7 separate regions of the Homo sapiens genome follow, and regions 1, 2, 3, 4, 5 and 7 are each linked to region 6. A link is a loop called in an ENCODE intact Hi-C map of the cell type or tissue named here. Cell type or tissue: endothelial cell of umbilical vein. All regions are shown on one strand. Links, peaks and the distances in the headings refer to the core of each region. The heading gives the core; the rest is flanking DNA.

Region 1 (4,464 bases), core at 126-4,125, 1.0 Mb after region 6:
CCAAGCAGTTGCCCTGTGTCCCTATGCAGAAAGTTGAGTCCAGATTGATTGTCATATTCTGACTTCCCCTCCCCCACTGCTTTTCTTTTAAACAAGGCAGTAAATTTGTTAGTAGTTTGGCAACTGAACTCATGGGTTGGTGGAAGTAGCCACCAAATGGTGTGCCTGACTCATGCAGTGGGAAAAGCTTCTGAGGGAGACAACTGAGGTGTCTCTGGGGCTAGCAATGCTCTTACTGTGAGACTGGCCTCAAGACAATGGAGAGGCTCTCTTGTATGCTACATATATCTCTCCCCATGTACACAGTTGATTGGTCCAGTGATGGACACCTGACCAAAGGTAAGCCAATAAGATCCTTCCCTAGTATTTTTTGAGCAGTAACTAAGGTAATCTCCTGCTGGAGACAATGCTTCAGATATAAAAGGCAGGAGTTGCTGCTGGCTGCCATGTTTCTTGCCATGTAGAAGTCAGTCTCAGAGAATAAAGGCAACATTCAGAAAGAAATATGGGGTGAGATGGAGATAGTTGGTTCTGGTCATCTTTTATTCCCTAGTTCCAATTGTTTCTTAAGCCCCTGCTACACCCATTCCTGGGTACATGGTTCTCTCTAAATCAGTACATGTTGTTTCTTTAGCTTGTGACCATTGAATTCTGACCAACACAATCTCCTTCTTCAAATGAGAAATTCATTGCACTTTCAGCCTCTTAATACAAATAACCATAGATGGGCTTATTCTGTTTTAATGTAAGAACAATTGCAATTCAGCTGTCTTCTTGAAACAGTATTAGTACCAGGCAGCTGAGAAGGACTTGCAGACTTGAGGCAAAGCCTAGGTTAAACTCTTTGGAGAAGGGAAAGCACAATTTGTGGGGGATAAGGGGCAAGGGGTGAGGACTGGGGAATTTGCCATATTTAGGAAGAGGAGACCTCAGAGTAGAAAATAGTCTTGAAAGTGGGTATTGAAAGAGGACATAAGCACATTTTACTTACTTCATAATGCTATGAGGCCAATATTTTTGGGTCCATAATCAGAGACTGATCTTTTCTTGGAAAGGGAGAAGAGATATTTATTGCAGTTTTTCTAGAATATTACTTCTAAGAATTTGCTGGCTCTGAAAGAACTTGATAGATTCTGTTTCTAGTTTGTGCACATATTTTTATTTGAAAATATTTTTAGTATTACATAAATAACAAATATGAATTTTTGCTAGGCTGTCTGTGAGACAGGGGTTAGGGGCATTAAAAAACACCTTCTGGTGACCCCTTATTTAAAACATAGTGGGGTATAATTTTGGAGCAGTAAAACCTCATTATAACATACTTACAGTTGACATTTTCAGGCTGTATTGTCCATGTTTTTAAGTCCTGGAGAAAGGCCCATTAAAGCTGTGTTTCTCACATTAATTCGACATTTAACCACTTACAATACAAACCCCAGTCTTTTGGAAAATGTCATTAAAAATTTTTTTGCCATATATGGACATTATTTATTGTTTGAGCCCCATTGTCTACTTATAATATGCCCTTTATCAGACCCAAATGCCCACTTCAGAGATTTTCGTTTTGAGCAACAACTGGCTTCTTACATTATCCAATGATGCAGGAAAGTTAAATTACAGCCAGTTCATATCATAGAAACAAAATGTTTCCTGCAATTACTGATAAGGGACAGTTCATTTTCTCTCTGTCATCCTGAAAAAACCCTCCCAACAACAATTCATGCCTGGTTAAACAGGATTTCCACATCTACTGCTGACATCTTTCCAAATAATTCAGGGTTGTTATTACTGTATAGCCCTGGCAAGGCTCAAAAGCAAGCAGACTTGACGAGTCTGCTCAAAGCAGAACTTAAGTAGTTGTAATTAATAATAATTACATGCCCACTACACTCCAGTTTTATCATATTACCCATCAGTGCAAATAAAAAACCCCACACACAACACACTTGCAACAGGATTAGTGCATTAATAAAGTCACTCTGCATATGTCATCTCCCTGAAGTTGAAAATATTCATAATGCTTTCTGTTTTATTGATTTTCATGATTGCATGTCTGGTTGCAAATGTTGTTTAGATGTAATACAGCTTGGGATCAGCCTCGTTCTCTTCCAAAAACCTTCTCCCCTCCTGCCGTGACTCGGATTCGAACCGAGGTTGCTGCGGCCACAACGCAGAGTACTAACCACTATACGATCACGGCAAGCTACTGAAGAGCTGAGCACTAAGCTTTCTCTAAGAGCTATTGCAATATTAAAATTTGTGGAAACACTGCCATCTATTGCCTAAATACGTACATTTTCTTAATATTTGGAAAGAGAAGCTGTGTTCCCGTAATTTCTAATTATTTAGAGGAACAATAATAAATTCCTTGAAAATAAAATGAGCATTGTCTTCTGGGCTGATTGGGAAAGTTGTGATAGGAGAGGATTCACTGGGTTTGCTGTCCAGGAAATGGTGATGAAGGTAACAAGACTAAGAGATACCAGTCTGTTGACTCACACTTCCTATGTTTAATCAATAATGGATATGGATTTCCCACCCCAACCACCACCAAATAATGCTGCATTGAATAACATATGAGTCTGAGCCTCTTTTGTGCATCTTTTCACCACTAGCCTTATTTCCATTTGCTTAGGCAGCACAACAATAAAAAATATAGCAAGAACAAAATGGGGACTGCAGAGACTCAAAAAGACTTGCTTTTCCTACTAGGGGAAGCCAAAGTCAGTATATCCTGACTGAGGAAAGGATCCCTTTCAAACTCATTGATCCTTGAAGCTAGTTTTCTCCCCGCCAGAATAGCTATAGGCCTTAAAGCCAGAATCATCTCAGCAAGAAAAGCTTCCCAATAACATTAGTGAGCCACCACACAAAGAAACTGGAGTGTTCTATGCTAGATAAGTTTCAAGAGGAAATTGATTTTAGATTTCTTTGCTGTAAAACTTGAAGTAGTAAGTAGTCTACACAAGATATTCCAAGGGCTGAAAATCTTAAAACAAAATGCACAGGAATACCTAATCAATGGATTGTTATCAGGGTGCCTCCTTTAATTCCTCTATACAGAGAGGACCTGGGAACAGCTGGAGCTAGCTGGCACTGTATGTGGGTGGCAAGAACCTCATGCATGTATTGATTGGGTGCCCACAGCTCTAAGGCTTCTAGAAGGAGGATATCTCTGAAGAGAAAAGTTTCACATAAATGTTCACTCACTCACTCCCATCTGATCATCTATAGCCCCTTTTCTTTTTCTTCCATCTCTCACAAATACATCTTCCGTCTATGGCCACATAGAAGATTCTTGCTTGGAGTTCCTGCTCCTGAGCCATGCATGCCCTATGCAGGAACCAGGCAAGGCATTCTCTGGCCTGAAGAGGAATACATGTGGGTGAGTCTGGTGAAAGTTCACCTGTGGCAAGAGGGCAAACCAAATCTCCTGCTCGACAAAAGAGGACATAATTGTTTCCTAAAATATAATCATTCATGTACCACCTTCATAATTTTTGCTGTGGCCATGTACCAACTGAACCACAGGAGAAATAATATTTGTAAAAGATCAACTCATAGCATACAAATTGTGGAACCAGACTATCTGGATTTGAATTCTGGCTCTATCACTTACTAACTGGGGCAACTTGGGCTGCTTATTAACCTCTGTGCCTCTGTTTTCTCATCTATTAAGTGGAGATAAAAATAGCAACTACTTCATAGGATTATTATGAGGGTTAAACAGATAAGTACATGTCAACCTAAAATAGGTCTGTCACATAGTAAGCACAGTGGAAATGTTAGTTACATTACTATAATTTAAATACAAAATTTTCAAATGAAAGTTTACAACATTCCATATATTTAAAAACATAGTAACACATTCCATAAATAGAGGTCACTCTAAAACAAAATGTGAAAACAAACCAATAGAATTAAATCCTAGCAGACACTGTAAGCTCCGAGCTCAAGTTCTGCTCTGTGTTTAAAAGGAAGGTGGGCAGATCTGTTAAAACCTCATCGGCCTCAGAACCAGGCTTCTTCTGGACTCTTCCGAATGACCACAAAAGATTTGAAAAAGGAATAACTTTCTCTTCACAGATTTTAATACTATTAAATGCCACACCCATTAGGTAACTCCTTAAATTACTTCACACATTGGATCTGTCGGCTTAGGTCATACTATGTGACAATGTGCAAATCTTAGTGGCTTGGAATAAGGAAGGCTTTCCTTCCCTTGCGCTGATCCACATTTATTGCATGGCCCTGCTCTCTGTCTCCTCACTCAGGCAGCCAGGTTAAGGTAACAACCACTGTCATGAACTCTGCTCATTGCTTTGGCAAATGGAAAGAGCTCTGCAGATTCCTGAACCAGCAATGAAAATCTCTTCTTACAACTCACTGGCTAGATCTGGTTCCATGGCCTCAGCCTGTTATAAAAGTCCCAGGCAGTGCATCCCTGCCATATGCCTGGAAAGC
Region 2 (4,464 bases), core at 257-4,256, 600 kb after region 6:
TCTGAAATTTTTCCAAAGAAATTTCTGTTATACAGAATATGGGTTTGGGGAAAGGTTATTAAACCAAGCCACTAAACTTCAGCATTAATGGACTACATACAAGGGGAAAAATACATTGTTTTAATAATTAGGAACATATTGATATTAATTTTATTATTTTATATGTGTTGAAATGGCAAAGATGTAAAAAAAACTACCAACTACTAGAATATTGAAGAATTTGAGGATGAAATTCACATACACTCCACATATAGTGGTGGTAGTAACATATAGCAGAGACTTTATAAACCAATACAAAAGTATGTAGCAAGGTTATTAAAACAGATTCATAATTTCTGACCTAGTAATGCCAGTTTTGGAATATCTATCCAAATGAAGTAATAAGGAATATAGTCAAATATACATATTCACAGTTATCACATTATTTATAACAATATTTCCATTAAAAATAGAAATACCCTAAATATCTTATAAGAAAACAGGCACATGGTACTATTATTATAAATTATGGAGCCATTACAAACCATGTTTTCAGCCGGGCGTGGTGGCTCACGCCTGTAATCCCAACACTTTGGGAGGCCGAGGAGGGTGGATCACGAGGTCAGGAGTTCAAGACCAGCCTGGCCAACATAGTGAAATCCCATCTCTACTAAAAGTACAAAAATTAGCTGGGCGCGGTGGCAGGTGCCTGTAATCCCAGCTACACGGGAGGCTGAGGCAGAAGAATTGCTTGAACCCGGGAGGTGGAGGCTGCAGTGATCCCAGATTGCACAACTGTACTCCAGCCTGGGCGACAGAGCAAGACTCTATCTCATTAAAAAAAAAAAAAATGTGGTGACACTGAACAAAATAAGGATATAAAACAATTTGGAAAACCAAACGGGGTTATTGTACATTGTCTTCCATGTACTCTCCTGCACTTACCAAATTTTCTTCAGTGAACATAGACTTATTTTATATTTAGAAAAAAGCAATAAACATTTACACCAAAAAAAACCTCTCAGCATTCACAGACAATCAAAACAACCTGTAGAAATGCCACTAACAGTATCTTTGAAAGCCAAACCATCACACTATTCTTTGTATTGCAGTTACCCAGAATGCCACAGAGATTTTCATATGAAGGAGACTGGTTGCTTTCTTTTTTTTTTCTTTTCCTTTTCAGGTCCATATTGCTTGATCTGAGCATACTGCAAAGTGTCCTAAAAGCCATATGGGAGATAGACTTCTTCGCAGCTGCAAAGGAAACATTTGCAGAACAGAAAACACCAGAAATCACAATACATTCTTAGTCATAGTAAAATGGAACGCACGCGAAATATTGAAAACATGGAGTGGAGATTTCATTTTTAAATATTTTAATTACCAGAACAGAGCTGTTTGATTCTATTTCAGAGCTCGGTAGATGAGCAGCAGCGGGGGGGGGGGGGTGGCGGCGGCGGGGCCAGGGAGGGGAAATGGAGGAAAAAGAACAACAGCCACTCGGAGTGAAAACAATCATCAGTTAACAAATGGCAAAGAGAAATTAAGTCTTTCTAGCTGAACCGTGTTTTGTTTCTTACAGAAGTTTTACTGCTGTAAAATGTGGCACGTTTTGTACTGTATGTTCTCTCGGAAAAGCCAAACAGAAACCAGTCATCATGGTTTCCAGAGAGCAAGGCCTCCCCTTTCTCATGTTTCAACTACGCAGTCTCCACTTGGGCTGGGGACCGTATCATATATCATAAATCACTCTCTGATAGATATTTGGCAAGCAGTCAGCACCCCAGGCTATGCAACAAACTATAGTATGGAAAATTTTTAAGGTGGAATCTTGATTTTGTAACTTAAGGACTTAACAGCATCTCAAAACATTTTACTACTTCCTGGTACACACACACAAAAAGCCAAGAAAGCAGAATTCTCCATATGGTTTTCGGTTTTATAGGATATATACACAATAAGCCATACAACTGTAAACCTGGAGGCGTTCTCTTGCTGTTGTTACTTCAACTCCAGTGAAAATGAAAACAAAATTAGAGAGTTTTATCTCAACCTAGCCCATGAAAGAGTCAAGTCACCAGGAACTTCTAGAATCTGCTTTTTAACTATCCATCCCCCTACAGTTAACTGTTCCACACCTTCTTAGAAACTAGAGGAGGCAGCAGGACTAGGGGGTTGGGGACAGATTTTATTGTAAGATAATAACATGCTGTCAAAAGTACTGTCAGGGATTTCAACAGGAAGGCTTATACGTTGACAAGAGTCATAGAAACCCCAGTAGAGTCTTCCTCCTGATTTCAGGCCCAAATCCGAGTGTTTGAGAGTCCCTGAGCATGCACTCCCACCTTCTCAGATGTTGCAAACTCTTACTCACATGTTCTTCTTCAGGAGCCTCTTTCAACAAATCATGCTTTTCTTTTTTGAAACTGCAAACTGCATTTAACCCCCAAGTCACATCATCCCAGCCGACACTAGGGGCTGTTGGAATACCGCAGCTCCCAGCAAAGCTACTGCTAAGAAGCCAGTGAGCCTTTCTGTGCACGGAGGGGTTAAGTCCATGGTATTTGGACGTGCCCAAATGTTCTCAGTGTTCTCGGGCTGAGCAATTCTTAGAAGGGCTAAATAGAAACGGGGGAAATGTGGAGTGTGCGGTGTGGTATTGTGCTTTCTGTGAGAAACAATGCATGGAAAAACAAAAGAAAGAAACTGAATAAATCCTTTTTGAAGTTTAAAATAAACGCTGCTTTTTGGTTGTTGTTGTTTTGGTTGTTCACAAATTACCCATAGTTTGGGCAGGCTAAATATAAAATTTGCAATGTCGTTTATTTAAAGTGTTTCTGTCCAATCTCAATCAATTTGAAGAAGAAAATTAAAGCCAAATTTAGACAAAATGTATAAGTGGTTATATGTACATATGCTAATTCAGAAATAACATATATTCTAAGTATATTATGTGTTTCCTTCCCCACTCCACCAACCCCAGTTGTCACTGACCAATTCATTCTTGAGATTCTGTTAATTCCCATCAATGAAAGTCTCGCGCTTTGTACTGATGAAACTCATAGGCTCACAGGTCACCTCACAGTCACTTGTGACCCCACTTGCAGTTGATCATCAAGTTCCAGACTGGACCTGCCAACTGCTTCTAAAAGAAGAGAAATTTCTTTCTAAAGGAAGCACTGGAGTACGGTCCTGCCCAAGCCCAGCCAGCCTAACAGTCCTTCAGTATCTTCATTTCTGCCTCTCTTACATCAGTGGTTCTCAGGCTTGGCTGTATATGAGAATCCCCTGGGAAGCTTTTAAAAATTCCAAAGCCCAGGCTACATCCCAGACCAATTACATCAGAGTCTCTGTGGGTAAAACAGAGGCATCCGTACTTTGTGCAGCTCCCCAGCAATTCCAGGTGTAGCCATGTTGGTAGCCACCCTCCTGGCTGGGATTCCTGCATCCAGTCTTGCTCTCCTGTCAGTGGATGATTCTACTAAAACTAAGAGTGAGGTTACTCAAGTAGTATATATGGTCATGTTTTCTCCCTGTTTAACAGACCGCAAGGGTTCCTTCCTGCCTACAGAAAAAAATGTCCATATACCTTCCCATAACAGTCAAAGCTTCCTGGCCTCCATGTCCCTCTCTATCTTCCTGCCAATCCCTGCCTCCACACTCCCCAATCCTGTCTCATGGAGCCACCTGAACCCCCACATGCACCATTCTCTCACTCACATATCCAGGCCTCAGAACGGGCTGCTCCTTCCAGCTAGAAAATTCTCTTTCTCCCTGCCTAGTACATTTCAAATCTAAATTCTCCTCATCTATTTTTGGACCCAAGTCAGGTGTTTCTTCTTGGGAAATCCTGCTCACCAACACACCCAAGATGTCCAGCTGTCACCAACGCTAGTATGTCCCCAATATCCTAGACTTACCTGGAGTACAGGTAGAGAAGTTGCCCATGACCACTGGTACTCTTCCCAATTTTGAGTTTACCTATAGTACAGGTAGAGAAACTGTCCATTTACCTGCTTTCACTCCCACTAGTTGGTGACCACTTAGGACACAGAAGATTCCTTGCCCACCATTGTAACTTTGGTGCCTGGTTCAGCACCCAGCATGTGGTGGGAACACAGATTGAGCAAAAGCTGAGTGGTCCCAGCCAGCTGTAAGCATGGAGCTTCACTTTCCAATTCAATCAGGTATACTGTTTGTATTAGTCTGTTTTCATGCTGCTGATAAAGACATACCCGAGACTGGGCAATTTACAAAAGAAAGAGATTTATTAGACTTACAGTTCCACATGGCTGGGGAGGCCTTACAATCATGATGGAAGGTGAAAGGCACATCTCACATGGTGACAGAGAAGACAAGAGAGGTTGTGCGGGGAAACTCCTTTTTATAAAACCATCAGATCTCATGAGACATATTCACTATCATGAGAATAGCATGAGAAAGACCTGTCCCCATGATTCAATTACCTCCCACAGGCTCCCT
Region 3 (4,464 bases), core at 200-4,199, 210 kb before region 6:
CAACAAAATAGAATTTAAATGTTTCATGTCCTTAAAAGAAATATAAGGTAGTATGTAATAATCTGTCTGTAACAACAAACTGTAAACAACATAACGATCCATGATTAAGCCTGCTTCAATATATCACAACAGACCTACATGTGCTTACATAACTACCTTTCCCAGGTAAGTTTTTAAGTAAAATAAAAAGGTATAGGCAAATATAATATGATGCTATTTAAGTATAAATACATAGAATTTTTCTAAATTTTAAACCATAAACTATTATTAGTGGCTATTATGAGTGGTTTCTATGAGAAGGCTTTTTAACCATGTTCAAATTTTATATTCTTTAAACCTTAAAGACAAAAATTAATGTAAAATAAATGAACATGTTATTTACTCTCACAGTAATAAAGGAAAAAAATGGCAAAAATCTCCATGTTGGGGCTCCATGAAAATTCATAAAATGCATAGAACTTTAGGCTGTTTTTTATCTGCAAAACATTCTTATTGTTCAATTCTATCTAAAAGTGAAGTTTTATTTAGAAAAATCTAATGTGTATGATTTTGTTTATTTAATAACAACTTAAAATATGTTTAAAAACTGTGTTTTTTTCCTTTATCTTCTGAACTTGATGACTTGGATTTTAAAATGTATTCCTTACTCAAATGACAGAGAATAATACTAGCACAGAAGAAACTGCTATAATGGAACAGTCATGAACTTTTAAACCTAGACTTCTGTTCAAATGTCTTAGTTACCTTCATCTGTATTATGGAAATAAGATCTATTTTCCAAGAATTATACCACATGGCACTTTGTACTGGGAAGATACTCAGAAGCTGGTTATTAAAAGAGTAAAGAAGTGAGTAATAAACATAAAAATCTCCAAGGCTTTTCTGGGAGAGGTTTTTGTTCAATATAATCACACCCATGCTACATATGAGCCAAAGTCACGAAGCCTAAGGGGTCCTGGTTAGCTCTGGTTCCCCTTTATCACAAGAGAGTCAAGAAGTCAGTTCAGAACCCATGGTACCACAGAGAAGAGTGCAGTAGAACTAGGTAGTATAATGGCAGCAAATTGCCTATGTGCTATCTCATGAAAAGAAGAGATCCAGGCCAGGTGCGGTGGCTAATACCTGTAATCACAGCACTTTGGTAGGCAGAGGCGAGAGGATCTGTCAAGCCCAGGAGTTCAAGACCACCTGGTCAAGGTTTAAAAAAAAAAAAAAAAAAAAAAAGAAGAGAGCCAACATCCTCGTAGTGTGCACTGCAGACACTGCAATTAACAGGAACAATTACAGGGGAGAAATACTAGTTGGAACAACTTACAAAATCTGGCCCCTGAGCATACTCAACCTAGGTTGCCAGGGCCTCCTCCAACATATCCTATACGTATAAAGAGAGAACTTCAATCTATGAACACAGTCACAGAAAACCAAAGGCAACGTTTGACACTTTTCCTTATTTATATGCTTATTTAATAATTTTTATCAATCATAATTTCCTACTGCTTTTAGCATATTGAATATCAAACTAAAAAGAATGAGTGTTTTTATCTAATGACAAGTTTGTTCAACTTTTTGAAAAAACAACAGACTCCTTTTGTCAAATAGTCAAATTATTTAAAGAATACCAACATATGAAATGGGAAAAATGGAGACATTCAGTCTATTCCTTGTCACTGTAATGCCTACAGTGAAACCCTGTTGACCCAGGGGTCCACAGAACACAATGTGTAAAACAAGAACCTTATAACAAAATATTTTTAAGTTACAAAATAACTCTTCAAAATAGTAAGAAATAATTTCTTAATCTCATCACTTCAACAACTACAAAATAAAAATAGATTATACTCCTAATAGCTGCTGTCAAAACAAAAATCGAACAAATAACAGACAAAGACTGCAGTTGTGAAAATGCAACTGGATGTGAAGAACATTACTGCAAATATCTCAAAAGTCCACAAGATGGTGATATTTAGTAAAAAATTAATACATGTTCAAAAGCATTGCATGATGTTCTCCAGGAATTTAAAATGCTTATATCTTTGTAGTAAAAGAATGTTTGCTAAAAATTAAAAATCAGAATATTGATGAGTGAAGTCAAGTGATTTTATTGAAAGCAAGAAAACAATTCAGAGAAAAGATTCTTCCACCTTTGCATCAACAATTTCCTTCATCACTGACCTTGCCTAAGAGGAATTATATTTGAGATTCCACTTATATAAGAATGAAGATAATGACAAATTTAGGGGGAAGTTATCATGAGACTCTTTCAATGATAGCCCTCAATAAATAATATCTGCTTAATTATTAAACTGCTATCAGATATCTGCTATCAGATATTGTCAATAAAATACTCATTTGATTTTCCTGAATATCACACAAGAGAAGTTTCCTTATCCCAACTTTGTAAGTGAAGAAACTGAATCAGGGCATTTGGTAACTGGTAAAACACAGAATTATCATAAGATTCAGCAATTCCACTCCTAAGTATACACCCAAGAAAAATGAAAACATATATGTACATAAAAGCTTGTACGTGAATGTTCACAGCAGCATTATTCATAACAGCTAAAAAGTAGAAACAACCCGAATGTCCATCAATTGATGAATGGGTAAATAAAATATGGTATATCCATATAAAGGAATATTATTCAGCAATAAAGGGAAATGAAGACTGAAACATACTACAATACAGATGAAACTTGAAAGCATTATGCTAAGTGAAAGGAGTCAGTCACAAAGAACCACATCTTGTATGATTCCATTTACAGGAAATATCCAGAACAGGCAAATCCATAGAGACAGAAAGTAGATTGGTGGTTGCCCAGGACTGGGAGAATGGGGGAGAAGGTGACTGCTAAGGGGTACTGAAAATGTTTTTAGGGTTCTGAAAAATGTTCTAGAATTCACCATGGTAGTGAACGCACAACTCTGTGAATACACTAAAAGCTACTGTACTGTACATTTTAAATGGGTGAATTGTATGGTATGTGAATTACATTTCAATCAAGCTTATTTTTTTAAAAGTTTTCTAATTGATTAATATAGATTACTTAGGAGAAAAAAGTAAATTAGCTATGCTTTCAATTTGTAATTCAGCATCAGATATGGATTTAGACTCCGTATGTATTCCTTCTGTCTTTCACTTTCCCTCAAAACAAAAACATGTACAGTAATTCATTTACATTGTATGGTAAAATGGAGATACACAGAGAAAGCTCACTTCGGGCATATAGCCAGATGAGGTGGCAAGCACAACTTGATCTTTAGTGTAGATCTGAAGAGGTGAACAGGTGTAGGTAGGAGTTTCACAGAACAAAACCCAAGAAGACTCACGGAGTTATAATGTGGACTTAAAGGGAGAGATAAAGGACTCCTCCATTTTTTAAAATCGTGGTAGAAAAACACAATATTTACCATCTTACCCATTTTGAATAGTACAATTCAATAGTGCTAAGTATATTCACATCATTGTGCAACAGGTCTCCGGAATTTTTTCATCTTGCAGAACTGCAGAAATATACCCATTGAACAACTCCTCATTTCCCCTCTCCCCAGTCCCTGGGAGCCACTAATCTACTTTGTGTTTCTATAAGTCTATTTTAGATACTTCATATCAGTGAAATCGTACAGTATTTGTCTTTTTGTGACTTATTTCACTTAGCATAATGTCCTCAAGGTTTTTCAGTGCTGAAGCATGTGATAAGATTTCCTTCTCTTTAAAGACTGAATAACATTCTATTGGATATATATATATCACATTTTGATATATATATATCAATATGTGTGTATATATAGCAATATGTGTCTATATATCTATATATGTCAACATATATATCAATATGTGTGTATATATGATATATATATATATATCACATTTTGTTTATCCATTCATAGATATTTGGGTTGCTTCCATGTCGTGGCGAGTGTGAATAATATTGCTATGAATAAGGACTCCTCTACCTTAATATCCTACTTTCTCACTATTATTAAGATTCTAAGGGAACAACAGAAACTTAAGCATAAACAAATACCTAATAAGATAAATCAGCATTCCCTCAAGATGTCTTTCAAAGAATATGAATATATGTTTGGAAAAATAAAGACCTCACAATTACAAAAGTTTAGTAAACACTAAGGTAAAACAGATAAACAGGTTTCTCTATTGCAGGTTTTTTTTTTTTTTTTTTTTTGTCTTTTTTTAGAGGCAAGATCTCATTCTGCTGCCCAGGCTGGAGTGCAGTGGTGCAATCATAGCTCACTATAGCCTTGAACTCCCAGACTCAAGGAATCCTCCCACCTTGGCCTCCCAAGTAGCTAGGACTACAGGCAGACAACATCATGCCCAGCAATTCAGCAATTTGTTTTTTTTTTTTTTTTTTTTTTTTAGAGATAGGATCTGCCTGTGTTGGGATTACAGGCATGAGCCACCAGCTCAGTGAAGACACCCAGCTGTCTTCAATTTTTCTATGT
Region 4 (4,435 bases), core at 3-4,002, 970 kb after region 6:
GCTGTTAAAAACAAAATAGAACAAGAACAAAGGGGTCCTGTACACTCGAGGAGTTTACTCCACTAACAGTCTTGCTCCGACATGTGAATCTTTTAGATCGGTGTCAGCTCAACAGTGATATTCTATGAAGTCATTCAGTGTAGGCATTTGATCATCTAGACCTGTACTGCCCAATATAGTAGCCCCTAGCTACAGATGACTACTGAGTACTTGAAATGTGGCTTGCATGAATTGAGATGTGCTATAAATGCAAACTATATGGGAATTTCAAAAACGTAGAACACATAAAAAAGAACACAAAATATATAATGTACAATTTTTTATATTGATCACATGTTAAAATAATATTTTGAATATATGTTGTTGGAATTAATTTTACCTTTTCACTTTTAGAAATGTGGCAACCAGAAAATTTAAAATTACAAGTGTGACTCTTGTTTAAGGCTCACATTATATATTTCCATTGAAAGCACTGGTCTAGATAGTTGGATGGAATAATAGGACACGATGTTATAGGCCAAGACAAGTCTTCTGAAATTATCTTTGCTTTGTTCTTAATTTTGCAGCTGACATTAACACAGGAATTCTAAATAAAGTATGAAAAGATGTTTTATATGAATACTTTTTTTGGTATAAATGTATTTTTATTAGTGAGTCTCTCTTTTAGTTAAAAATAGGCAAAAAATTTGCAAGTAATCAAAATAACAGCTTGAAATAAAAAATTACAAATACCTACCCTTTGGTTTTTAATTTTTAACGTTGCAAAGAATTATAAATAATGATTGATTTTGTCTCCCTGCCCCCAGAAGAGTTAAGTTTACTTAGATTTGATTTTAAAATTCTTGAAAGCCAGAAGTCATGTTCAAGTGAAAAATAAAAAAGTCAGCATTAGGCATCTGGTTATTATAGTCTTTACTTTGAAAGAAATAAAATACTGCAATATTCAGTGAGAGTTGTTTAAAAGTTGCATATATCTTCTAGGTTGTATTGCTATTCTTAATAAATCAAGAAAGTTCTTGTGGTTTGAGTTAAGCAACTTGGTAAAATAAGTATGTGACATTTAACTTAAGCCACAGAGTATTGCCCAAATGCACTCTTGTCCCTGGCCATCTCTCAATGTTCAGATTCTTTTATAACATGTTGAAATCATCTTACATGACAATTTTACCTTGGAGTACGTAACAGCTAATCAGCTGTAACAAACAATACTAGATCAAAGGCAAAAACACACATTTTTCTTCACTAGTAAGTCCTGGACTTTAAAACTTCAATAGCAATTTTAAAGCATGTCTTCATAATGAATAGTGTATTGCAAGCAGCAGAATGCATTCTCAACAGTAGCTTTATGTTCTGTTTACTTAAAATCGTTCCATATGCACTTATGATAAATTACTTAATCTTTAAACATAAAATGTCTTAACTCAAGGATAAGATTCCCACTCAGTAAATGCACAGGGATCCTACTACTTCTTAATCAGAAAGCTAAAAATATGTGCATTCAGAAACGATGTTTGCTGAAGTACTTGCAAGCCTAAGCCTCTTCATTCTAAAAGGGATATATCCAAGGCTGACACCAAGGAGATGACTTTGCAGAATAAAAGCTACATGTTTTTCCCGTTAAATTTTGTTTTGTTTTGTTTTTTTGACCCAACTTTGGATTGTTGAGGCATCAGGTAAGAAGCTGTAAAAACATACATTCTATCCATGCTGAGTAATATACAGGTCACAGCTGTAACTCAAGTTAAGCCACCAGCTAAGAATAAAAGCACAAGAAAATAAACCAACCAAAATCGAAAGCAAACAACATGCTTATCACATAATAACTATTGAATAATGCAAATATTAACAAAGCAAACCAAGCAGGAGGCCTCCATCTCAGGAAGAAGAAAAGCCAGCAAATGGAAGGCAGTGATTGGGAAAGCGATAGGCTCTTCCTCCTCGTTCATTATTGAGAAAAAGTGGATCAGGACTGACATCTGCTGGCCTTGCTAATGGGATGTACCCATTGAAACAAGGGTCTTGGAGAACAAAACATTCTGGTGGGGTGATATTGCATCACTGGCGTAGGGAGGAGGCAATGGCTTGGCAAAGGCCTTTCTGGTGAGCCACTTCCGAAGTAGCCAATCAGCGACCACTCCTCGGGCCAGAGTAGCCTCAGTTTTTCACCCTCTTTGATATTTCACCCTCATAACCAGGAATGTTTTTCTAATCATCCCAAGAAGGGACAGAATATTATGTAGGTGGATTTCTACTTAGGATGACACAAGTTCCAAGAAGTAGTGGTTAAGTAGATGCTCAATAGATATGACAGACAATTCCAAGTCTTTATCAAAAGGCTCATTGGAGAATAAACTACTTGAAAAGGCTCATTGTGTGTCTACCCATTGACAACCTCAATAGCTTTCAGCAGTACCACACTAGGGATCAATCAGCCTCTTGACATTCACTGAGTCAATGTCCTGAATCTGTTCAACTTTTGTCAATCTCTCTTCTACCTGCTCTATTTTCTAACTGAAATCAATCTTGTGGCACAGACACTGGGTTTGTGAAATTTTGTCCTCGTGAGGCCTTGCTTCCAATCTCTGGGGTCTTAGTTTTCTAAGCACAGTACTATCCATCATTGGGAAATACCAGTTCACCATCGGCCTGGAAGCTACAAGAAACCTAGGGCAGCGTCTATCTTACTCAAGTCATCTTCTTGGCACCTAGTACAGTTCCTATCCTATAAATAGTTACTCAACAAGTATTTATTGACTTACTTTGAAAGTTAAGTATTCTATATTCCCTTATGTTGCTTTTAGGAATGCAATTTCTGTACCGTGGATCTAAACAGAGCCTAGTGGTCTAGTGTTTAATTAGAAACACTAGTTTTAATTGGAAATAAGCAGTGATGCTGAGTACTTTTTGGGCCTCCCACCAGTGCCCATCTCCATGTCATTTTAATCTTATCTCTTATGGGAGGCACATCCTAGGCTTTGTAATAGTAAGCTTAGGTCATGAGTTATACAGAAATTCTTTTCCAGAACAATCCCTAATGTGCTTCATTTCAATAATAAAAGTGAGACTGGTGGGCCAGAAATCTTTTCCCTACACCTTTTGCTTATATGAATGTCAAAGTACTGTCACAAGTATATATGACTGCTGTCTCTTTCAGTTAAATACATATGTATGCCTCTTAGTGTACGTGTGCATGTACCCCTGGACACAAACAACTTATTTAAAAAAATTCTTTTTACAAGGCATATGGAAAAATTGAAGCCTGGAAAATTTTCCCCAGAGACAGAAGGGGGAGAAAGCCTGAAACTTTGACTGCCAGAGCATGAAAGAGACATACTGATCACACATTATCTTTAAAAACACTTGCAAAAATCATCCGGCTTAGATGAAGCTGGATGAAATTGATCCAGCAAAGCTGAATTACATTGCCACCTCAAACTACATTTTGGGAGGCAGAGGCAAACTAGTGCATATAAATCATTAGCTTTAAGGAGAAAATTATTAGCTTATGTCAAAAACTCTGCAAATCCCATTTTCTCTTTTCACCTTCTTTGAGACTCTGTACTTTGCTTCCAGCTTAAACAAAAGAAAAATGAACAGTTTCAGTTTGCTTAAATACAGTTGAAGTAAAGGTCCTTTTTTTAATTATGAGGAAATAATTCTGAGTATTTTTTGTAGTCATTAATGTTGTAATGGGATTAATAGTTTATATATATTTGTAAGATTCTCTAAGCCTTAGGATTATTCTCAGATTTAAAAAAATTAAGATTGTAAAAGAAAACATCAGCCTTAAATTATTGGGTACTACCATCTCAATATTTATAACTCATTTCAACAGTTTTATTGAAAACATGTTCATTTACATTTGAAAAAATTTGAAGGGGGAAATAAAAATCATCCTGCTCAAAAACTTTGCAAAGCATTTTGCTTTTTATATACCATGGTAACCTAATAAAGACACTGTCACGTGGCAGATGGCATGGTATATTAGCCTTGAAATGAAACACTAGATGCCAAAACTATTAACTCCAACGTGCTCAGAAATTTAAAAAATAATACTTTTTAATAATTTTTTAAAGCAATTAGCTTGTCTTTCATCTTATCCTGCAACAAAAAGTAGTCGATTTCTAAAAAGGAAAAAAGCTCCAGTGCTTACTCAAATATGATTTGCAAATACAGTACCAGGAGGTATTTGAAATACTGAATCTGGACTGGAGCATCCAGGCTAATAGTCTCAGTCCTATTTACAATCATTTTGGCCGACATGTACAGACTCTCCACTTATGCATTGTTTGAGCAGAACATTTCTTTTGTCCTGTTCTTGCACCTTTATCCCAGCCCCTTTTCAAACACATAGTTTATACAGGCACCTGGCTCTGCACTCTTAAAATCTGAGCATCTACGGCTATGAAACGATGTAAAAGGGGTCTGATTCCTC
Region 5 (4,464 bases), core at 307-4,306, 670 kb after region 6:
ACTAAACTTTTCTCATCTCCCCTTCCTGTGAAGCATAGTTTACTTTTCTCACTGGACTAGAAGTTATATTATCACTGAATTATGCAAGAGACTTTGTGAATTGAGGTTCATATCACAATGAAATTCCTGTGGAAGTATAATTCTTGAGCCCAAAATTCAGCACAAATAACTGTGCTTTATTCCTCCAATTCCAGTTGCTTTTCAGCTGAATGCAGTATTTGCTTTTGTCTTACATATGTGCAGATGTGGCTGTATGTCAATAATTTGTTTGTTGAGTTCCACTTCAGATGAGGCTAGCCTGGAAGTGAAATACACAAAGTGTTTTATACAGGTCTTGGGTTTCTTCGATTTATTTTCACCGTTTTTAGGGATCATTATTGCCGTCGGAATGATCCTCTTTGCATGCAAGATGATTCCTAATGATTATTACTATTTGTAATAATCTGTATCAGAAAGCTCCCTGGCTAGCTCTTACCTGAACTGCAAAGTACTCTTGTGGGCTCTCTGGGAAACACCAAATATCATAAACTGCAGGTGGCTCATGGAATTATTCTAACTGCAAGCAATAGGACTTCACAGTAATGAAAGAGAAACATATTTGTTTCTTAACTAAGTAGGTAAATAGCCTTCTTTATTGCTACTCCTTGGGGACCAACGGTTTTGAAAATAGCATATCAAAATGGTAGCCCATCAAACCTCATTAATTTATATTCAATTGATTCAGAAGTTTTTTGTTCTTAGGGCACAGTGGATTGAATGTTAACTTTACCATGCGTGAGTGCTAGCACTTTCTAAGTAAAATAATAGCATCTACCATTGAAATATTTTATCTAATAAAGAGCACAGGGCAAGAAAAAGCCACTCCATATGGGAGCACTGCCACTAAATATTAAATGTGTTCCTTATAATTACTGCACTCGTTTAGTAAAAAACTCTTACATAATACTTGAAGCCTTCGATATAGCAACCTACACTTAAATAAAAACTTCCTTAAAATGTTCGGTTTAAACATAAATAAGAAAAAAGCTCTTCCTCAATTGGCCAAATTAAGGACTTATAAAAAAATTGTTTGATCTTTTTCAAATTTTAGAACTGAAAATGAAAGATGAAAAATTATTATGAAGATGACTAATTATAAATAAATTACAGTACACACATGCATACATATATAAGAACTCAGGTAGCTGTGGGAGGTTTTAGCCAATTAAAAATTATACAATTATCAGGCTCAGAGCAATTATTTTATCTCCTCCCACAGACCACAGCACAGTGGAGAAGCCCACATGTTGATTTCCAGCCTCTTTCTGTCTGTATTCCTCTCTACCCTGGGCTTCTTTTCAATGCTATTGTTAAAAGTGGTACTGCTCCTCTTATTTGCATATGTGATGCTTTAACAGCAGATAAAATTCTCTACAAAAATGGTGCTTCAAAATAGTGCCTTTCACTAGAGAAAATCACCCAAGGCATACTAAATCAAATAGAAATATAAGTTTTATACAAAGCAAAAAGAGATTCTTTTATAAATGATTTTCAGTTAAAAGCAAAAATCAGCATTATTTGCACAATTTTACCTCTTAAAGGTGAAACTTACTTGTATCAGAATGCTGAAGCATAAAATTACAAATGATTAAAGAACTGAACACATTTTAATATCATGCTTGCTACTCTGTTCACAAGGGCAAAAGATCTTACATGGGCAAAAGATCTTCCTGTGTGTGAAACAAAGTGAGCAAGAGAGAATAATTGTAACTTTCTGCAATTTCAGAATATTCAAAATTCGTGTTCTTCAATTACTTGACCTTAAGATTTTGCCATTTCTTTTATCATTTATTATGTTTATTATGATATTTATTCATTCATAGTCTTTGTTATTTAAGTAAATATGACTAAAAAAATCATCATATCCCTACTAACAGCACTAGCAAAAATGAGAACCAAAAAGGTAAGCTAATAAATGGTGCACTGGCTGTCGAGGGAACTGATTTCTTACGGACGAACTACATCTGTAAATATGGCACTTTACATAAAACATATTCAAATAAAGTAGGGGTTTAATATACTTCCTTTCACTACAAAGGGTTAATCAGCAAGGTTTACATTTGGGAATTTTCAGAATCACGCTCCTCCCTCTCCAGTAGCGCTGCCAAAAATCATCGACAGGAAACGTAAGATTAAGTTTGTCCTACCTAAGCGAACAAAGAGTGCTCTGAACAGGCCACCGGTTTACTGCAGAGCGGGAACTTTTCTAATCCTGCTGGAATCTGCAGTCCTGCTCAGAAAATATCACGGAAAAAAGTTGTTTTCTTTCCTCTAACATCTTGTCTCAGGATCATCTCATTTTGGTCACACTGCAGATCCTGCTGCTTCTCCCATAAAGGTTAACTTAAAGCTCCAAACATAATCATGTGGAAAATGGACATTATTGATTCCTATGGTCCATTGTTCCCCCAACCTAAGTCCCTGAAGTTCAAGTTCAATCTGGAATTACATCATGTCTGGTTTCTCCTGGTTACCAGACGGCTTGAGACGTGACCACAGCTACAGAAAAAACAAACAGCCTTCTTCACGCTTCGGCTCCCCTATCGATTCAAACGTAAACTTTTTTTCTTTCTCTCAAGTACGCTTCAAGTATGGAGCATGGTTAATTTAGAGATTAAGTTCCAAATTAGATTATCTAATGGCATCTTAATGGATTGCTGACCCATTTCCTGTGGGATGGCAGCATGCAAGTCTGGCTGGAATACAATTAATTTCTTAGGAAGTGTTCTGAAGAGTTTGCCTAGATAAAAAGGAAATGTCGTGTTGTACAAATCTTTCTTTATAAATGGAGAAAGTTAGGCAAAACTACGACAAATCCCAACATATTATTCAAAAGCCAGACCACAGATGTTGTGCGTCCGTGAAAACCATATCAAGATCATTTTTAAGAATGGTAATGTTTTTATTTTTGATTTCATAACAGGTGCAAATAATTTTGATGAGAATAGAGTAATTCCTTTAAAAAGAATATTCATATACAAAGACAAAAGTAGTTAGCAGCCCCTTTACCAAACAATGATCATGTGAAATTTTGGTTTTTGCAATTCTCCACCTTGAACCAAAGATTCTTCCATTCATCTACCATATCAGCATTTCTATCATAGTCCCAGAGTGGTGCTAGGGGCCCAGAATGGTGTATAAAAAGTTGAGGATTTGAACACACTTTAGAGCTGACAGCTGAAAAGGAAATTCAGCACTCGGAGAATAAAGCTCCCCCCAGGAACTCCAGGAACAACCCAGCTGTTGTACTGTAGTTATGTGTCAAGATAACAAACTGAGAGCAGGAAATGCTAACCTAGTGAATTCGCGGGGATGTTCTAAGTGTAATGTTGAAATAAAAGTTAACTCTTTATATTACCTAAGGACATACTGCCCTTATCATACGTATGCCACATATATGTGGAGATATACACACACACTACATACACACACACATATAGATGCATACACACACAAACACATATATGTAATACAAACATATGGTTTGCAACCCATTATTGAAAGTTATTTTTTGTTTAAATATTCATTCTTTTGAGAGCATACATTTTACAAAGAAAATGTTATGAACAAAGCAAGGAAAATGGCTGAGGTGAGTGTTATGCAAATTAAGTTACATGGATAAAATGAGAGCTATTACCCCCCCACACTTTTTTTTTCTTTCTTTCTTTTTTCTTTTTTTTTTTTTTTTTTGCCCTCCCTCTCCTGACCAACCAGATCCAAATAACCTTTACTGGCTGCTAAATTTCTCTTGAGAAATCAAGCAACTCTCTAGAATTGCAGTAATAAACGACAATTTCTTAGAAAAACATGTGTAAAGTAACTACAGAATGAAGTATTCAACCCACAGAAAGGAACTGCTAACACATGTAACACGGAAAATAGCTGATAAAAGTCTCTTTGGTGCCATTCAATTATGGCATCCGCAGAAACACAAAAATCCTCCCAATTATTTTAGTAAAATCTTCATTTATTCATTATTTCAGAGGCTGAGCAAATGGTTTGTGTAAACATATCCTTTGGTAACACGCGCATGTTTATTTTAGCCATCTGAAGACTTCTTCTATGTTTACATAAGCCATCAGACACATACAACCACTCACTTGTGGCTTTGCGTTTTCTTGAAAGGGGTGAAGGGAGAGAAGAGAGAATGAAACAATAAATTCAGTTTCTCTTTTGCATAAAGCACTCCCTCTAATGTTTTAAAATAGCTTATGTTTGTATTATTCTTGGATTGTCCTTCAGCTTTCTTTTTCATTCAATTATATTGATCTTTCATATCTGACAGTACAGGCTATATTCTGACTATCACTTTAAGAAAGCCAGCCAGTCAGGGAGTAACTGCTGTATATGTTTATGTCCACATAACTCACATATGCAACAAGGTAATTTGTCCACATGAGACAAAGCACAAACACAACAGTACCT
Region 6 (4,464 bases), core at 274-4,273:
GCCTCCCAGGTTCAAGGCTCTCGTGCCTCAGCCTCCTGAGTAGCTTAGGACTGCAGGTGTGCACCACCTTGCCTGGCTATTTTTTTTTTTTTTTTTGTATTTTTAGTAGAGACGGGGTTTTGCCATGTTGGCCAGGCTTGTCGTGAACTCCTGGCCTCAAGTGATCTGCCCACCTCGGCCTCCCAAACTTCTGGGATTACAGGCACGAGCCACTGCATCCAGTCTTGAATCCTTATTTCAAATAGTGTCTACTTTTCAGTTTTCTGATCAAAGTCATCAGTATTCAGAGCTTCGCTGGATTACTATGGTGCATATTTTTCCCCAGGAAATAAAATAATCAGTTACATTGTTCCATTCCCATAAGACCTTCTCTTGTTTATTGAGCAGGAATAGCAACATTGGATGTTTATTATGTACCAGGCATTCTGCTAAAGCATGTTATATATATATTATCTCAAGGCAACCTCAACCACCCAATGAGGTAGAGGTGTCCCATTATTCCCTTTTTACAAATGAGGAAATTGAGCATCACTGAGTTTAAGTGGTTTGCCTTAGTCACTCAGTTTATAAATGACAGAGGTAAGGTTTGAATCCAGAAGACCTGTCTGACGCCAAAGCTACAGTTTTAACTTAATGTTTGAAAAATTCAACTTTAAAAAGAGAATTCGTATTTTAAAAGAATTCATGAAATAAGAACATTCCTGAAAAGGTTGCATGCCAGGATATACTGTAATTCAACAATAATTACATTGTTAAACAAGGAAGAACTCATCATAAAAAGATTCTCTGTGGCTATGACAACAATTATGGATGCTTTAAGAAATCAGTAATTTCCTAAATTAAGATACAAAGTTTAAGATGCAGGGATAGTTCTTTAAACAAAAGTGGTTCACTTCTCAAAGATGAAGGATACATATATTTTGAGGCAGTGTATGGGGGGCTGGGGTGAGGAGACAGAAAGGGAAAGAGAGGAGTGAAATATTCTATCTAGGTAACCTTTAACAAAATTGCAAGTTTGTTTTCAAAGTTTATACGGTAAGAGGGTACGGTGGAAGAAAGACCTCATCGTTAAGGCAGAGAACATCCACAGAGCAAGATCTTGTCTCTGTAGGGCTATATTGCTTCCTTTCTAAAAAAAAGAAAGGTTTTCCTTCACAGTGCATTTACGTCAAAATTCTAAAACCTCTCACATGAGCCTATCACATCAACCTTGTCAAGTCTCACTTGTTGAAATGAGTGGGATTTGAAAACTTCTGAGTGTGCTATTACATTTTCCATTTATGTTCAGGGAATATGGCTGTGTGAAAAGGAGGCCAAGAGTTGTGGGGGTGGTGGATTTGAGGGAGAGACAACTCTAAATGAGTGAAACCAAATAGATTGATTGTTTCAGGTGGTGGAGGGTAGTCTCCAAGAAGGATTGGGCAAGGACTTTGAGAAGAAAATGCATTTTACTTTTTACATTTTTAACATTTATTGCCCTCACTAAACTACATGTTACATCAAATATCAGAGTTTAAATAAAAGAATCCAATGTTTCTTTGCTTCAAAACTGTAAACAATTTACAACTGATCTATTTATTCTCGATGAAATAACAATAGATACTTCTTTTTATTTTCTTCTTGTCTTTTTTAGAGCTCAAGAGACAAGGAAGCATCATGTAGAAATTTGATATTTCCATTAAGATTTCTCAGCTTCTGGAAAACAAATTTGATATTTGTGTCAGGTTGGAGAAAATGCAACCCTAAACCTAACCTTAATTATATTTTAACCCTAACCCAAATTCTGTGTAATAGAGGGTACTAGGCAAGGGAATGACCAGATGTTTTTTAGAGAGGGCAGAAGTTGTTTACTGATGTTAGAAAATTCACGTAACTTGGGCAGGAGAGGTGGCTCACGCCTGTAGTCCCAGCACTTTGGGAGGCTGAGGCTGGCGGATCACCTGAAGCCGAGAGTTCGAGAAAATTCATGTAACTATCCACTTCTAAAATTCTTAGCATTTGTATTGCTATCATTATAAGTGAACATCTTTCAGGTTTACCAAAAAGCTTAGCCATTTTTTAATCAAAATTTAATTTGGTGAAGATGTTTTTTAAATAAGTAAACAAATTTCTGATTGATAGAGATCAAATGTTTTCCCCTAGTAGCCAGTAGAGGGAGCTGTTGGCATTTGATTTGGCATTATAACTCGACCTGGAAGTTCCCTTAATTAATTCAATGTTTGAAATCAAACCACAGTTTAAATGTAATGATATTAATATGCAAGAATAGACGTGTAAACGTGGAGATTTTCCATTCCCATTAAACTTTCTACACAACCACAGATTTCTGGTTCTTCTGTGGGCCCCTTTTAGAGAGCTTATGTTATAGAAATGTTGGCTGCTGTAAATTAAAGCTGCTCAGAATTGAGTTCATGTACCTAGGCAATGATTCAACATTTCTGAGACTGATTGCAAGTCAAGAAAGAAAGCAGCTTCTTCCTCCAGCTCATAAAAAAAGAAAGCAAAAAAAGATGTTTGACCTAGAATTATACTTGAAGTTTTCAAAAGAAAAATTGTATGTATTAGGTTGATAATAAGTTTGATTATCTCTAATCCAGGAGGAAGAATCCTCTGTAGTTAATGTTCTGGGTATATTTGATGCCGTCCTTGTGGTGAAATATAGCATATTGATTTTTCTTATATTCCCTTCACCCCAAGTTCATTTCCACAGCTATAGTTTAAAAAGCAGTTATTCACAGCCTAGTGTTTAAAATATACTTCTCCTTTTTGTAATAGGTTTAAGCTAAAATGGATTATAAGTAATAATTTCCAAGCACTTCACCAAGTATTATCTTTATCTCAATAAACCTTAATATATAATGTACACATAAACTGCAGTTGTAACTATCTGCAGATAACCTAGCAGACAGCCGGGGAAAGGATTACTCTGATAGTAGTACTTCTCAACCAGCCTCGGAATTCAGTTGTAAACCCCCTAGGTAAGAGAAAGTTTGAAGAGAGAGTTGGAAATAATCATTCTGATTCACTTAAATGTTTCCCCTCCCTAATGTAAACATAAAAATAAACTATTGCATATTTAAATATATGATATTAAAGACATGAAATCTTACCAAACTTGAAATAGAAAATTACTCTAAAAGATAAAGAAAGCAGTGTTCTGTTTTGATACGGATTAACAGATGAACATTAAGCTCTCTACCCGATCGTCACCGATAGATTTAAGATTACTCCTTAAGGCTACACTGAAAGCATACTAGAAATAATAGGGTTAATTGTGTTCTGAGTACATAAAGAAGTGCCACTTTCTGGGGACAGTATGCCACATTGCAATTGGCAAACTAAATGCTAAACCAAAATCACTTCCCCTGTTCACAAAACATGTGGAGCTTCTTGGAAAGAAAAAAAAGGTGTTTTTTAACTGAGTGGGGACAGTGTTCTGTGCTATTTCCAGGAAGTGTGTATTTTCTCAAATCACTTATGCTTTTTAATCTGTTGGACCTGGTCTATGTTTTGTGTTGATTTCTGGGCCTTCCAATCAAAATTAATTTTGCTATTCTTTCTGAGAGAACTTTTTAGAACGAAAAATGAACCTCTCATACAGTTGAAAGACAAGGACCAAAAGTGCTGTATTATACTTCTTGAATGGTTGAAATCTAGTTGGAACAAAACCCCCCAGCACTATTAAAAATATAATTTTAGGTGAAATTTCATTCCATATGAAGCATTAATTTTAATAGAGACTTATATATAAGCTCTCATTTGAATAATAATGTAAAATTAAATTTAAATTGTAAATAACGTCCAGATACTAGTTGTTTCCTGGCTCAAATTCTTTAGCACATATGGTGCTAGCATAAGCTTGTGCCTGTCTGCCTACTCTGGGTAATTTTGCATGCAAATAGTTTTAGTGCCTATGTTGAGGTGCTAAAACGTGTTTAGTACACTTGAAAATATTTGCATTGCAAAAGGAGAGCGAATCTCCTGAGGAAAATCAAATTGATATTTTGTATTAAGAGACCACTTTGGACACTGCGTGGTATTCTGCTAGGGAGAATTCTGTTTACAGTGCAGCTAGCATTTTTAATTGACCTTTAGAAAAGAAGGTCTGGCTTCAGCTTTGCCAGGTTTATAAACCGTTGGACCATCTTCTGGCAGCATTCACCACATTAATCAGTCAAGAGAGAAAGAGAAGGAAAGAATCTCCTTGCCTTGGCTGGACTGTAGTGTTTCATGCCTCAATTTGGTGGATTGGTAGGATAAATATGTTAATTATAATTAAAAGTTTCAGCTGGAATGTGCCTAACTAATTAGCTAACTAACTAACCAGCTAACTAAGGAAAGGCTTTAGTACAGTGGAGCGGTGGTGGGTGCTGGGTGTGAGGCCCCACACACTCTTCCATTTGCCTCACTCCCATCTGCTGCATTTATGGGAACCAGTTCGTTAAGAGTCTGAATTGAATCCAA
Region 7 (4,464 bases), core at 315-4,314, 1.3 Mb after region 6:
TCCAAGTTCGGTGGTTTATTATCTATAGTATAAATTCTAGTGTGTTAGATACGAAGTGCACACTAATATAGAGATCTATAATGTACATGTTAAAAAATCCCACTGAACTTTAAGGTCCTATATGAGTAAGTATTCCTTCTTTCTTGCTTGGGTGGCCAATGTCTGAAGAGAAAGAAGAAGACAAGTCTGGTGTTCCATTCCCTTCAGGCCAGATTAGCACAGTCCTTAAAATGGGCAAGAAGTTCTTCAGTGTGCTGAGAAAAATCATGCACTCTAAAGCTGCATTTCCACTTAGAAAAGTCACTTTCTAGCTCTGTCCTCAGTTTTCTCATCTGTAAATTTCAGATTATGATGGTACCTGACTCATAGGTGGTTCTGATGATTAAATGAATAGCAATGAAATAGAGCAAACACCAATTATATTGCAAATGGCTGTAATTTATATTGTACCTGTAACTACGTTCTGCCTGGCTGTCTTGGGAAGATGAACCACTATTCATAACCTTGCTTTTTACTGGAAAATTGTGCACCTAGTTCCAATAACATCTGCTTACAAATGGGGTTGAGGACAACTATACCGTTCAAAAATGATGATGATAAATGCTGAGTAATTTTACCCCCCCATCGCTTATAAAGAAAATAGCCTAATATATGTCAGAACCAAATAAAACTTCTCTCTATATTACCCCTTGGTAGGCATATGCCACAGCATTTTGTTCAGTCATGAACAAATGAACAAATTACGTCAAGTTGAACTGGAAACATCTCCAGCACAGACACATGAAAGTTAATAGCCAACAAAAGCAGGAGGATATTTAAATGGCCTCATTTAAGGTTATAATTAAATTAAGCAAATTTTGCTGTAATTCTCATATGAATTTGAGAGTATATTTAAAAATATAAATCATCTTCCAAAAGCAATGTCCTTGATAGTGACAAAGATTGAAAGGGGCTATGGGTGAAGCAGTATCAGCCTAGCATCATTACTGGGGGAAGAAAATCCTCTGTCAGCTACACTGCGCTCACACATGGAGGACAAGAGGTGAGCATTAGGTCAGTAGCAAGTCTGATCAACATTCCTATGTTTTCTTACTTGAATTATTTTTAAAATGTTAAAAAAAAAAAGTGAAGTCCACGTATTAACATTTTTGGAGCAGGTTTTTTTTTTTTTTTTTTACATTTTCTTGAGAATTGGAAGATATTTGTCTGACATTGCAAGTACTTGACATATTTTCCCATAAAGATTGTGATCCTGGGAATTATTTGTCTTAGGCAAAGACAGTTTAATGGGTGGAGGTCATATGTTTTACATTTTGTAATCTCGAGATTACATTTTAATATCACGGGCCAGGTCTACTTTGCTCTAACCTATTCCCCAGCTCCTAGTACTGTGCACCTGGCATATAGTAGCCACTCGATAAAAGTCTGTGGAGTTAATAAATCTGGGCCAGGCTCTGCATTTTATCGAGGCAACGGAGTGGGACGCTGGGAATGTGTTTTGCTAAGAAAAGGAGGCTAGCTTTTTTCTGACAATGACTACTGTGACCTCTGCTGGTCAGATTTTAGAACTACAATTCAGGATCCAAAAGAAAATGCAAGAATTCTGAAGACTGCAGAGGAGTTTCTCAGCTTTCTTTTCTTAATCTATACTCCATCATAAAAGGAGTATAACAGAGCACAGAGCTGTATCACTTATGATGCTTAGTATGACTAGGATATGGTGACTACTAAAACAAGGATAAGTGAACAACTTTTCTTTGGGGTTTCTGGGAGGGTATCAAAAACAAACAAACAAAATGAACAAACAAACAAACAAAAAACAGCACAGTACCAGAATAACTGGACTCTGACCGACCTTTCTATGACTATCTGTTAGCTGGTAAGATATTCAAGGTCTACATTCAAGAAAAGTCTAGAGTAGGGACCCAGTCAGTGAAATTGCTGTGGTCTGTTAATCTCGTTAATTTTGAAGATTTGTTACTCTTGCTATTTTGAGGGTCATACCCTTTATATACCTTCCAAAGTCTAGTTTCCTCTTTACATTATATTTGTCTTACATGGGATAAGTTTATCACCTTATAAACATACTGTCAAGTAATTGTAATTTTCTTCATAAGAGAAAGAGAAGATGTTTGGCTAACTCTTCTTGACTACCTCATTTCCCCGACTGCAGATATTTTAGAAGGCTATAGTTGCTAACACGGTCCTAGAGTGACCTCTTGCTGCACAATTGCTACATGAACCTGCAAACTCAGTGTTGGATGCTAGTGAATTGGTAAGACAGAACCCTCCCTGTGTATAAAAGTGTGTACCTTGACATGCATAATATGAACGTCAACTTAGCTTTTTAATGTTTCTGTACTCTGTAAAGCTACTGGCTTTCCTATTTTCAAGCAGTAATAAAAAGAAAATTCATTCTCCAAAATAAATTCCATGAGCTTGTGAAATGGTCTATTAATTTATCTTCTTGGGTTCTGTTTTAAAAAGAACATTTCACTTTCCTAATATTCAGATACATTATGGATGTAACATATAGGACTACTGAATAAGCAAGAGAATTTACATTTGAGGAGTGGCCGAGTTCCCTGTGGGGTCCATGATTTGAAATTCCACGGTATCTGAATTTACTTCCAAAGATGGGTTTATGATGTAAAGAATAGTCTTACTGTTTAAGTCCTTTTGGCTAAATTTCTCATGGATAAATTCACCTAAAAAAAGAAATAAATGAATATCATGGGTAATCAAACAAAACATTAAATAAAAGCTAATAAAATTGTATGGCTATTTTATTTTAAACACAGCTTTAAAAAACAGCTAAAGTACATTTTAAAACAAGAAATTAACATTACTGTAACTATCTTAAAACTCAAATGCAGCGAGCTTAAATTAGGCATTAAGTTGACTGCTTCAGAAATATTTGCCTTAAAAAAATGAAAATAAAGAGAAGGAGAGTAGAAAGATACAGTAATAAAAATCTGTAACTTGGTGCCATCCTGTTTAATGATGTATTATGATCATTGTGCTCATAAAGTAGAAATAATATACAATCCAGAGAATCCATTAGGAAAAAAACCAAGAACTTTTAAAAAAAGATCTGACATCATTTAGAGTCATTTAGAATTCATGACAGAATAAAAAATTAGTCACAAATAGGAAATTTGGTCCTGATATTATGTTCCTTTGAATATATTATAATCAGCTGTTGAGAAAAAAAATATAAATAAACAGTTGTATATCAGTATTTGGTTCTTCCAGTCAGGATAAATTTAGGAAGGCTCAGCTTCAAACCCTCTTTAGGAGCAATATTGATTTATAAACTGCATCTATCAGTAAGCCCTGGGGAGTGTTTACCAAATGGGCCTGCACTTAATTAAATTACTCTCTAGCCCTGCCAGCCACTGGGTATTTTAAAATGGCAATTGTAAGGATTAAGGAGGCCAGTACCTGTTGTTGTGTTCTCCAGATGTCCATGTTTTGGGCCTTGTAGAATTTTAAAGATGATCTGATCGTCCTCAGTGTCAGGGTCTGATGCCTTCAACACGCGGGAAGTGATGTAAATCCCGTAGCAGCCATTTTTCAGGAGCCCCACTTGAGAAGGGGAATGCAAGAGTGTGATACGAGGAGCTGTTTTGTCCAATTGGTCTACCTGGATCATCAACAATGACATAAAATGTTGTCCAAAGGCCCCTCACCCCCATGCAACGTTGGGCTTTATTGGTTCAACAATGACACACTGTCCCACGTTTTGGATTCCTTATACTCCTCACTAGTGGATTCCTGCTAAAGACAGTCCTGTTCACAACAGCCTCAGCAAATATCACAGTGCTTGGAACAGAGGCCAATTTTCCACTGTAAACCTTGACTCCACTTTATCAATTTGTCTATTGCTTGACTGCCACTTAGGATACAAGTTCCGAGAGGGCAGGCGTCAGGTCTTTCACCGCCATGGATTCCCTGCACTTGGCACAGTGCCTGAACCATAATAGAAGCCCAGGGAATGTCTATTAAATGAATACACTAAAATTGACCCAAGAATTCTAGAGCAGACTTCATGTTAACTCCACAGAAGAACTTCTCCTATTTTCCTGGTATTTAGTGATTTACAGACACAAAATTGTGAGGGTTTACAAATATATAGAAATTTTTTTGGCATGTCTTTTTTCAACTGGCAAAAATGTTGAATAAAAATAGAGATACCTCAGTAAGGAAAAAGTGAAAGGTGATTATTTCTAGACATTTGCATATTTCTTTCATTGAAGATGAGAGCCAGGTAGCTGAACAGGTGGACCAGATTTGTGAAGATGGTGGATGACATCTTCACAACCTACACTGTAGGTTCAAACACAACAAAGGACCTCGTTCAGTCTGTACGGAGCTCAGTGCATCTTGCATTTGCAAGATGACTGTTGTAGGTTATGGATGGAGCAGGTTTGGATGGATTAGAACAGATCCACCACTGATACT

Evidence for each region. Peaks named below come from ENCODE experiments on the same cell type or tissue, not always from the same donor. Only the 100,000 strongest peaks of a DNase experiment are listed, where the experiment ranks them.
Region 1: a loop joins it to region 6, with 12 times the contacts of the local background. A loop is called at or near these places in 53 of 110 quality-filtered maps.
Region 2: it touches region 6 in a loop (4-fold over the local background); 7 of 110 quality-filtered maps call a loop at or near these places.
Region 3: a loop joins it to region 6, with 12 times the contacts of the local background. A loop is called at or near these places in 12 of 110 quality-filtered maps.
Region 4: a loop joins it to region 6, with 9 times the contacts of the local background. A loop is called at or near these places in 39 of 110 quality-filtered maps.
Region 5: it touches region 6 in a loop (7-fold over the local background); 9 of 110 quality-filtered maps call a loop at or near these places.
Region 7: a loop joins it to region 6, with 13 times the contacts of the local background. A loop is called at or near these places in 13 of 110 quality-filtered maps.

The regions. Positions count from the first base shown.
Region 1 is chr9:14,431,812-14,436,275 of GRCh38, forward strand. TRH-GTG1-6 (tRNA-His (anticodon GTG) 1-6) reads right to left here and starts at 2,200; the gene lies at 2,129-2,200. It also overlaps a transcript of NFIB not described here. In endothelial cell of umbilical vein, for the core only: a CTCF peak has its summit at 2,271 (motif pointing left); a DNase peak (open chromatin) is centred at 1,670.
Region 2 is chr9:14,028,788-14,033,251 of GRCh38, forward strand. No RefSeq gene overlaps it. Among named protein-coding and RNA genes, the nearest start is that of LINC00583, 100 kb to the left of the region's middle. In endothelial cell of umbilical vein, for the core only: a CTCF peak has its summit at 2,424; DNase peaks (open chromatin) are centred at 1,204, 1,734 and 2,394; H3K4me3 peaks cover 214 bases; H3K27ac peaks cover 1,689 bases.
Region 3 is chr9:13,211,591-13,216,054 of GRCh38, forward strand. All of the region lies in intron 10 of MPDZ (multiple PDZ domain crumbs cell polarity complex component), which reads right to left. Among named protein-coding and RNA genes, the nearest start is that of MPDZ, 66 kb to the right of the region's middle. In endothelial cell of umbilical vein, for the core only: a CTCF peak has its summit at 1,951 (motif pointing right); a DNase peak (open chromatin) is centred at 1,981.
Region 4 is chr9:14,398,808-14,403,242 of GRCh38, forward strand. It overlaps a transcript of NFIB not described here. Among named protein-coding and RNA genes, the nearest start is that of TRH-GTG1-6, 33 kb to the right of the region's middle. In endothelial cell of umbilical vein, for the core only: a CTCF peak has its summit at 1,979 (motif pointing left); a DNase peak (open chromatin) is centred at 1,974; H3K27ac peaks cover 1,431 bases.
Region 5 is chr9:14,094,165-14,098,628 of GRCh38, forward strand. The region is part of intron 10 of NFIB (nuclear factor I B); the gene reads right to left. Among named protein-coding and RNA genes, the nearest start is that of LINC00583, 170 kb to the left of the region's middle. In endothelial cell of umbilical vein, for the core only: no CTCF peak of the experiment used is centred there; DNase peaks (open chromatin) are centred at 2,227, 2,507, 3,297, 4,097 and 1 weaker place; H3K27ac peaks cover 3,213 bases.
Region 6 is chr9:13,425,567-13,430,030 of GRCh38, forward strand. All of the region lies in intron 1 of LINC01235 (long intergenic non-protein coding RNA 1235), which reads right to left. Among named protein-coding and RNA genes, the nearest start is that of LINC01235, 3.5 kb to the right of the region's middle. In endothelial cell of umbilical vein, for the core only: a CTCF peak has its summit at 2,169 (motif pointing right); a DNase peak (open chromatin) is centred at 2,345; H3K27ac peaks cover 252 bases.
Region 7 is chr9:14,767,161-14,771,624 of GRCh38, forward strand. It overlaps FREM1 (FRAS1 related extracellular matrix 1), which reads right to left. Exons shown (of 37, transcript NM_001379081.2): 26 at 3,445-3,646; 27 at 2,564-2,708. Among named protein-coding and RNA genes, the nearest start is that of CER1, 47 kb to the left of the region's middle. In endothelial cell of umbilical vein, for the core only: CTCF peaks have their summits at 1,541 (motif pointing left) and 2,228; DNase peaks (open chromatin) are centred at 1,511 and 2,201.